Linked DNA regions of Mus musculus: region 1 is linked to region 2. Evidence: chromatin loops called from intact Hi-C (ENCODE). Cell type or tissue: heart. All regions are shown on one strand. Region 1 has its middle 13 kb from the start of Tcf3. Region 2 overlaps Onecut3 (one cut domain, family member 3).

The links. Peaks named below come from ENCODE experiments on the same cell type or tissue, not always from the same donor. Only the 100,000 strongest peaks of a DNase experiment are listed, where the experiment ranks them.
Region 1: a loop joins it to region 2, with 6 times the contacts of the local background. A loop is called at or near these places in 38 of 42 quality-filtered maps.

Annotation. Positions count from the first base shown.
Region 1 is chr10:80,444,084-80,449,083 of GRCm38, reverse strand. No RefSeq gene overlaps it. Among named protein-coding and RNA genes, the nearest start is that of Tcf3, 13 kb to the right of the region's middle. In heart, no CTCF peak of the experiment used is centred here; a DNase peak (open chromatin) is centred at 2,663; H3K4me3 peaks cover 362 bases; H3K27ac peaks cover 713 bases; H3K27me3 peaks cover 3,360 bases.
Region 2 is chr10:80,507,491-80,512,490 of GRCm38, reverse strand. The region is part of intron 1 of Onecut3 (one cut domain, family member 3); the gene reads right to left. Among named protein-coding and RNA genes, the nearest start is that of Onecut3, 15 kb to the right of the region's middle. In heart, CTCF peaks have their summits at 2,716 and 2,928 (motif pointing right); a DNase peak (open chromatin) is centred at 2,830; H3K4me3 peaks cover 742 bases; H3K27ac peaks cover 1,052 bases; H3K27me3 peaks cover 3,143 bases.

The DNA.
Region 1 (5,000 bases), 63 kb after region 2:
ACCTCCCTTAAGGGCCTCAGTTTCCCTTCCTGTGAAATGGGATTAGTTTCTTCCATCCCAGGCACACACTGAGGATGGAGACTGTTCTGAAGTGCATCCCATCCCTGCAGTGCTCTGGGACCACACAATTATGCAAGGATTGCTGTAATATCCTGGCCTCACCACACAGACTAAGTACTCAGCAAAGGCACGCATTAACAGATGCAGCCACTCTGCCTCAGTTTGCAAATTTGTAACACCCTCCCTAGGACCCAGGGAACATGGGATCTAGAGAGCCACCCCCACCAGGAATGAGCCTCTAGTACCCCTGTAGCCATTTACAAGAAGCCCTCCCCCTTCCCAGGCCCCCAGGCTGCCGTTCTCAGCCCAATAATCTAATCTTGTTTCCAAGGCTCCCGATCAATAACCCCCAGGCAGCGCCAAAATGAGGCTCTTAAAGGGCCAGCAGCCTGCCTGGACATTGGGGCCCATTCCCTCAGCTTTATTCAGCAAAAACTGTCCTCCATGGCCCCCACCCGCTTGCTGTGTGGCCCCAAGCCAGAGGCCTGACCTATCAGAAATGTTGGTGCCTATAGGACTCCATCTATGGGCTTGCCCAAGGAGGGAAACTGAGGAAAGATGGTGGACATTGGCTTGTGCCCTCTTGTGTAGCCTGCCTGCCTTCTGCCCTCCCTACCCTTCCTCCTGGGCAGACCCTCATCCCCAACCCCTATCCCAGGGTTTATTCAAATGCATTTATTGGGAAAAGGCCAGCCCTATATGCCTCCTGACCCAGTCCCCTCTCAGCTTCCCATACCAGGGACCAGCAGGAGCCAGAGTCCCCTCCATAAAGCCCTCCACACTTGCACCTCTGTCTTGGTCCCTGGAGTGACCAGCTGTCTGGAGATGCAGAGGTGGGCGCTCCTGGGGTCAGCAGGTGTGGAATACGCAGGAAGCAAAGAAGGAAAGCTGCCTCTGAGCTAGGCTGACAGAACCTTCCAGAAATGCAAATGGTAGCCTGCTCAGGAACAGCAATGGTGAAATCTTGGTGGATTTTTCTAGAAGCATCTGTGGTTGGCTCTCAAGAGATCACAGCGATGGGACTGTCAAGAAGACAGCCATGCTGACTGCTCAGGGGATACACAATGGGCCTGCGGGTCACTGGAAGCCATTGACCCCCCTGACCTGGCTTAGTGGCCAGCAACTGGGATTAAGGCTGAGCCTCCCTCCAGCCAGCCACTGTCCACATAGCAAGTGGCCAGGTCTGGAGCAGAGTCTAGAGATCACAGAGGCTGGGTGTATGGGGAAACGGAGGCCTAAGGAGAGCCACTGATATGCAGGCGCCCACCGACTCTGCTCCGACATACTCCAGGGGCTGCCTAAGGCTCCTGACCTGATCCTACAGGTCCTCCCTGACACCCTAGCTGATCCTCCACCTGACCACCTTCTGTGTCCAGTGTAGGGACTGCAAGGGTGAGCTGTGGTCGATGATACAGCTGACCTGGTGGCTGCTGTTGCCAAGGAGATGGCCTATGGTCACCATGGGTGACGACAGACATGAGCGGGAGGAAGAGAGGGTGACCAGAAAAGGCAGGACCCACATCAGAGAATCTGGACAGCTTCCTGCCTGTGCACCCCTGAAGACTCCAGGAATGGCCACTGGTGCACACCTGGAGATCCGCTGGCCAGTCACAGATAAACTCCTGTCTGCAGGGTCGACCAAGCAGGGCATTCTACATGGAAGGCCAATGTCCCAGGACCCTGCGGGATGAACAGCAGCTCAGCTTGCTGCATAGCCAAGAGCCCACTCCTCTGGTTCCAAAACTGATCTCTGGTTGGCAGAAGTTCCCTGGTGAAAAACATGTGGAACTAAGGCGCCGCGGGGGCGGGAGGGGGACGCTCCGTTATACAGCCTGTAATGAGTTAGGTATCTGAATAGTTTACTGGGTGTCTGACTTTAGATACAAAGGAGACACTCAGCCAGGCGTGGTGGCACACGCCTTTAATCCCAGCACTTGGGAGGCAGAGGCAGGCGAATTTCTGAGTTCGAGGCCAGCCTGGTCTACAGAGTGAGTTCCAGGACAGCCAGGGCTATAAAGAGAAGCCCTGTCTCGAAAAAAACAAAACAAAACAACCACTCCAAACAAACAAACAAACAAACAAAACAAAGGGGACACTCCAGGCATGAATCTGGCTTCCCAGCAGTGACAGGCCTCACATGGAGGAAGCTTCACAAAGGTGGAAATTGGGACAACACAGATAAACTGAGGCATGAACTATGTTCCTCTTCGAGGTTATGAGCTGAGGCAAAAGCCATGGGAATATGGGGGTGGGGGTGGTGGGATCCTGGAGCTGTCGATGTGCCTGCTGCAGCCGGTCAGTCCATCCAGTCAGTCCATGAGAACCTACTATTCACACAACATCGTTCCCAGCATAAGGATCGCCCAGAACAGATGACATGGGGGTCTTATGCATGGAAGTGAGACTCTGGGACACTAATGTGCCCAACATGAGTATTCACGCACCAACATGCTGTATAAGAACAAGCCTGTTAAGATTCTCTCGGTAGGGGTGGATCGGCGTGGACGTCGCTTGTGACATGCACGAAGTATATGAACACGTGAGCTGAGCTCGGTGCCTACAGGTGCCTTTGCACAGGTGCCTTTGGGTACACTTACGAACTGCGCTTGCGCACACCGAACAGCGCGCTGTGCACTCTGGAGCGTTTCTGAGCGTCGTCCGCCATCTAGTGGACAGATGCTGAACTGCCGCCCCATTCTGGAAAACTTGGGACGGGGGTCCCAGTGCTGCCTCTCACGTCCCTTCTAGGGGACAGTGTTTGCCATGGTTTCATTGGACTAAGAACAGGAAAGAACTGGAACAAGATTAGGGTCTGCAAGGGGTCAAAGGCAGGGCAGACAGAAAGGACACCCCCATCCCTCGCTTCTGGGCTGATCAAGTCGCAGGGAGCAAGCCAGGGAGCAGGGCTCCTCCACCGCTCTGCATCAGCTCCGACTTTGAGTTACTGCCCTCACTTACCTCATGGTAGACTGTACATTGTAATCTGAAATAAACCCTCTGTATGTGACACACAGCCACAGACAGAGATACCACTAGGTGGTGTCTCCTGCACAAGTGCACACAGGAAGACCAGGAACCCCATTCCATTTCTTCCCAGTCTCCTGGGAGTCCAGCAGTCTGGATTAGAGTCTGTGTGACCATAAGCATGTGGCCTTACAGTTCTGTGCCTGTTTTTAAATGGTCTAAGGTCACCAAAGGGACCTTTCCAAAGATAGCTGAGGTCTGGGGGCATATACAAAGGCCCTGTGCTCCAAGGCTAGGCTGAACTTCCAGGTCTCAAGGCTGGGCTGCTGAGGGGCCCGAGACTTCTGTCCTGAATTCAAGATGTGGAGACATTTGTGGGATTTTGGGGACCTAGGACCTTAAGGTGTTTCAGATGGATTCTGGGATTCTGATCTCTGGTTCTCAACTTTCAAAAGGAGGAGGAGGAGGAGGAGGAGGAGGAGGAGGAGGAGGAGAAGGAAGGAAGGAAGGAAGGAAGGAAGGAAGGAAGGAAGGAAAGAGAAAGAAAGAAGAAAACTTCAGAAGTTGGTTTCCATGCTGGGAGCTGATTGGATGTCCCAAAGTCAAGGTGGGAAGAGTGGCCCCTGTGAGCCTCAGAGGGGAGTTATTCCCAAGGTTCCCAACAGGACAATTCTCAGGGCCAGAGACCCCAGAATCTGAGGCTACACCCCAGGCCAAGTGAGGATGGCCAGCCCCACCCCCTCAGTTCCCAGTGATGAGTAGCAAAAGTTGCGGCTGCCCTGACTGATAGGCAAACATGCAAATGAGGCCCCACCCCCACTTTTCCACAGTGAGGGTCTGTATGAGGTTAGGGTGTCTCTGTATGGAGGGGTGTAGATCACCTAGAGGGCTTTAGAGGGACAGCCCCTCCCCCTCCCTTCACCCCCTGCTGTGGGAGCCCAGGCAGCTTGGCCAGTGGTAGCTGAGACACTGTGTCTGTCCAGCTCTGGCCTGGCCTCACCTGGCCACAGGATCCAACCTCACCACAGCTTGTAATGTCTAAAAAGGGGACCCTGTGTGATCGATTCTCCCCAACAGCCAGGAACCATGAGATAGGAACAACCCTGTCCCTGGGCCCAGAAAACTTCCTGCCTTCCCTGGAGCAGGCTGCACAAGGTTGCCAGTCTGCATCCAGGAGAGGGACCTTCACCTCAGGCCAGCCCGGCTCAGTCAACCACACAGAGCAGAGCATGGACAGGATAAAGCCACAGAGGCCAGAGCAGACTAGACAGAGAGACACAGACAGACAGGATAGCAAAGGGAGATGTGGGATAAAGACAGACACACAGACACACAGAGGGGGCTAAACACCCGTCATCCCAGTTCTCTAGAAACAAAGGCAGGAAGATCATGAGTTCAAGGTTATCCTTGGCTACACAGCTAGTTCAAGGCCAGCCTGAACCTACAGGGTGGTAGGGAGCTCTACAGAGGCCATTCCCTCTCCACCTGGCCTGGTGCCAGCCACCAGCTGCTGCCTCGGTTCCCCTCCCCCTTCTGGTGAGGGTGGGTGGCCCAGCTGCTGCAGGCCATGCACCACACACCACTCTGAGCCCCTGCAGCTGCTGCCCTCCCTGCCCAGGACCCCAAAGTCCACTGCCCAGAAGCAGGGGTTGTGTGGGCCTTCAGACTCCTCCGGGAAGCTTCTGTCTCCTCATCAGTGAAATGGAAACATCCATCTTCCTCCTCTCCCCCAACTGAGCACAGGGGCCACCAAGGGTCTGCAGGTCACCTCACGAGGTGTGGAGTAAAATCAGCTAATGAGGACCACTGAGAGGGCTCAGCGGGGAAAGGGGCTTGCTTCCAAGTCTGATGACCTGAGTTTGATTCCTAGAAATACCTGGTATGAGGAAAAATCTAATTCTTGTGTGTCCATGGCACATGTGAGCTCACACATACACACATGGATTAACTGTAGTAAACTTTTAAAAAATATCTAG
Region 2 (5,000 bases):
TGTTTGTCTGCCGGGGAATTACTTGATTATTTTCATTGAAGTGGGAAAACATGCCCACTGTGCGTGGCAGCATTCCCTAGGCTGGCATCCTGCCTACTGTGGGTGGCACTGTTTTCTAGGCTGGTATCCCTGGAGTGAGTGCCCTAGCATGCATGTTTTCACTGTCTCTTCTAACTTTAGACAGAGTGTGAGCATCTTCCCCAGCTGCTAAAACCTCCTCTTCCCCAAAGCAATGAACCTGGAACTATTAGCCAAGCAAACCCTTGTTCCCTTGAGTTGGCTTTTCTTGAAGTATTTTATCACAGTGATAGGGAAGGAAGGAAGAATCAGGACTGAAGCACATGGGTTTCATGTGGATGAATGGAAATGGGCAGACACGTCTTTGTGACGTTTCAGAACCCTGAGAATAAATAAAAATTTCCTAAAGCTTCCAAAAAGGAAAGGCAGATGCCATGGGAAAGATCCAGAGAAGCTTTCAGGGGGTCAGAAACCAGAAAACAAAAACTCCAAGGGCAGATGGGGCTGGAGGCGGCTCCGTACTTAGGAACATTTGCTGCCGGTGCAAGGAACCAACGTCTAGGTCCCAGAAGACTGGGCAGCTAACCTGTAACTGCAGCTCACAGGACTCTATGCTCTCTTCTAGCCTTTGTGGGAACTGGTATGTACAGAGACACACTCATATACGTAATCAAAAGTAAAATAGCCGGGTGGGAGTGGTGCATGTCTCTAGTCCCAGCCCTTGGGAGGCAGAGGCAGAGGGATCTGAGTTCCTGGTCTATAGTGTGAGTTCCAGGACAGCCAGGGCTGCTGCTCAAGCAAACAAACAAAACCAAATAAATTAATTAATTAAAAAAGAAACAGGGGCCTAGAGAGATGGCTCAGCGGGTAAGAGCACTGACTGCTCTTCCGAAGGTCCTGAGTTCAATTCCCAGCAACCTCATGGTGGCTCACAACCATCTGTAATGGGGTCTGATGCCCTCTTCTGGTGTGTCTGAAGAGAATGACAGTGTACTCACATACATTAAACAAACAAATAAAATAAAAGAAAGAAAGAAAGAAAGAAAGAAAGAAAGAAAGAAAGAAAGAAAGGAAGGAAGAAAGAAAGGAAGGAAGAAACAAGGAAAATGTATATTCCACCAGAATATTTCGCCAACTATCTTGATATTAAGCACAAAACTGGGATGAAGGTACAGTGGGAGTGATGTGTAGTGGTCACACCTTTCATTCTAGCACAGAGACAGGGGATCTCTGTGAGTTCAATCCCAGCCTGGTATACATAGCAAGTTTCAGGCCAGCCAGGGCTGCATAGAGAGCCTGTTTAAACAAACAAACACAGCCGGGCCTGGTGGCGCACGCCTTTAATCCCAGCACTAGGGAGGCAGAGTTGGCTATACAGAGAAACCCTGTCTCGAAAAACCAAAAAAAAAAAAAAAAAAAGAAAAAGAAAACAAACAAACAAACAAACACAGAGAGCCAAGGACTGCAAGAGTGGATGATATTTCACAGATCTCTCTTCCTTCCTTCCTTCCTTCCTTCCTTCCTTCCTTCCTTCCTTCCTTCCTCTCTCTCTCTCTCTTTCTCTCTCTGTCTCTCTCTCTCTTAGTCTCTCTCTGTGTCTCTGTCTCTCTCTCTCTCTTGGTCTCTGTCTCTCTGTCTCAGTCTCTCTGTTTCTGTCTCTCTGTCACTGTCTCTCTGTATCTCTCTCTCGGTCTCTGTCTGTCTCTGTCTCTCTTTCTGTCTCTCTCTTTCCCCCATCCCCCTTCAGGGCTTACATTAAGTGTAGGATAAGTGAAAAATGCCAGAACAGAAGAGAACCTGGGAGTTGCTCTGTAGGAGAGGGTTCCCTCTGGAACTGCTGCGGTACCAGCCTGGAACGGAAAGCTCCAGGGTAAGTCCTGAGAGCTCACTGCCTCATGAATGCCTCCCTTACACAAGCCTCAATGAGTTGGTTTTGCCTCCCGCTTGGGCAGTGAAATTGCTCGAGTGGCTTAAGGATCTGCAGAGTTGCACAAAAGAGGAAATGGAATCCTTACAGTCTCTGTGGCTGCGTCATGGATTCGACACGCATGGCCAAACCACGAGCATCCCATGGCAAAAGGTGGATCTCTCAGCAGATGGGCAAGCTGGTTGGGGGCGGGTGGGGTTTAGAGATGAAGGATGTCACAAAGGCTGGGAGAAAGCTGTCAGTAAAGACCTCAGATAAGCAGGAGGGCCCGAGTTTGAATCCTCCAAACCCACGAGAGTCTGCTGTTGAGGTGAGCTTCTGAAATCCTAGCGCTGAGGACTGGGAGACAGGCAGATCCCAAGACAACCCTGCCTGGCCCTAATCGGTGAGACGCAGGTCTCCTGAGAGACTCTACTCAAAGGAAAAAAAAAAAGAAAAAAAAGAAAAAGGTGGATCAGGGCAAGAGGGACACTCAGCTCAGCGGTTACAGCACTGTCTGTGAGCACAGAGGATCCAGGTTTGTTCCCAGCACCCACCAGGGGCCTCACAGTCATCTGTAAGTCGAGCTTCAAGGGGATCCCACGTCCTCTCTGACCTCTGAGGTTGCCACGTGGTGCACAGACAGACATGCAGCCACAACATTCAAATGCATAAAGTAAAACTAAACAAATTTCCAAACAAATAGTGTGAGAGGAATTGAGAACCTCTGACGTCACCCGTGCACGTGTGAACACACAGACTGGGATCTGAGGCACGGGCGGCAGCGGGACCCGTTTTGGTTGCTGGAATAAAATACCGAGGTGAAGAGAGCTAGGGGGAAAGGGTTCATGACAACTCGGCTCGCAAGCTTGCTTGTGACTACCCAGCTTGCACTCTTGCTTGAACTCAGCTGACTTTTCCCCACTCTTTCTTTTTACATTTTAGTTTTGTTTTTAGTTGAGAGTGGGGCAGTGTCTTGCGTGTGTACGTGCAGTACTTTCTCAGGCCAGAAGGGGGAGGCAGATCACAGGAGCTGGAGTCACAGGTGGCTGTGAGCTGCAGTTGCTGGGAGCTGTGGCTGCCCTTAACTACTGAGCTGTCTACACAGCCCCCTCCCATGCCTTCTCTATTCACACAGTTCAGGACCCAAATCCAGGGACAATGTACCAGTCTTCTTCCCACCCAAGGTAACACAACAGAGAACCCCTTGGCCAGTTATGATAGTGCATGACTTTAATCCCAGCATTCGGGAGGCAAAAGCAGGTGGATCTCTTTAAGTTGACCAACCCAGTCTACAGATCGAGTTCTAGGATAGCTAGGGCCGCATAATAGAGAGACCCCGACTCAAACAATAACAGAGCACAAAGGTGATCCCACACAGACAGGCCCACATCCACCTACGCTACAGTCCCTCACTGAGACGCCATTCCCTGGTAGTCCTTGGTTGCCTCAAGTGGACAATGAAAATTGACTGTTGCCCAGCCAACCTGCATGGTAAGACCCTGGCTTCCATCCTAAACCCTACAAATATGCACCTATATTTGGCAAAGGCTGGCAGGTAGATGGTGCTCCATGCTGGCGGATGGACACTAACAGAAACAAAGGGAGATGGTCTTCCCTGAGGTTCTTAGGAGTGTGGTGGCAGATACTCATCCTGGGATGAGGATCCAACTAGAAGAAGAAATCACCCATCTATCTATCTATCCACCCATCTACCCATCCACCCATTCACCCACCACCCACAATCCACCCACCCATCCATCTACCTACCTACCTACCCACCCATCCACTCATCTATCCATCCACCCATCCATCCACCCACCCATCCACTCATCTATCCATCTACCCACCCACCCACCCATCCACTCATCTATCCATCTACCCACCCACCCACCCACCCATCCACCCACCCACCCATCCACTCATCTATCCATCTACCCACCCACCCACCCACCCATCCACTCATCTATCCATCCACCCATCCATCCACCCACCCACCCATCCATCCACACATCCCATCCACCCATCTACCTATGGTACCACCTAGCAGTCTACTACTAGACTGTTAGAAGGGGACAGAAATACAGATTCTCAGAACACACAAGATTTTCTTGTCAAGAGCTTTCTATGGATTTGTTATTCTGTCCTTATGATAAAATATTCCTTTTATTCACACAGAGACAGTAAATCATTTGTCTAGAGAGGGCCAGCCAGAGACAAACCATTGACAGGCCAGACCTGGGTGGATCTTCTTGGAGTCTCTAAAGGGGAACCCCAAACCCAGGGTAGGGGAGAGGCCAGCCACAGAATAAGTCTGGAAAGAAACAAAAAGTCCCTTTTGGGTGGATGGTTCATGAAACCACTGCCTGCTCCCTGTCTTCCGTCTAGTGACACAGCCCTGGCTCCAGGCTGAACTGCTGTCTGAACCCATGGTCCCCCCACTCCCCATTTCCCGCTGCCCAAGAGAAGGATTCTGGAAGATGAGGCTACAGGGACCCTTATAGCAGCTGTCAGCCTCTAAGTCAACTCAAGCCAAGCTCTCTCCATTTCAGTGCAGAGGAAACTGAGCCTGGGAGCACCAGGCCAGTCACAGACTCTTCTTCAGGGCCCAGGCTGACCTATGGTGTGGGTCCATCTCCATTTAAGAGATAGCCTCATCCTAGGCTGAGTTCTTCTCTCTCACCTCCAGTGATCATCTCCACTGTCTCTTTCAGACTCCCTTCCTTCCAAGCACTGCCATGCACCGTACATCTGCCCTATTGTCTTCACCTCCATCTCCTCTTCCATCTCCTCTTTCTCTTCCTCCATCTCCTCTCCCATCTCCCTCCTCCTCCAGCGCCTTCATTCCCCTCCATCTCCTCCTTCATGTCTTCCTCCTGTCTCCTCCTTCACCTTCCACTGTCCTCTCTCAATCCCACCCTCCCTTCCCCCATTGCCACCTAGACAGCCAACTGCCCAACGCCCGCCACACCCATCCTCCCCACCCCATCCCCGCCCTCACTTCTGCTGCATTTTGGCTTGCTCTCTTGCTTTCTTCTCTCCCATCCGCACTGTTAACCGTGGTGTCCTCAAATCA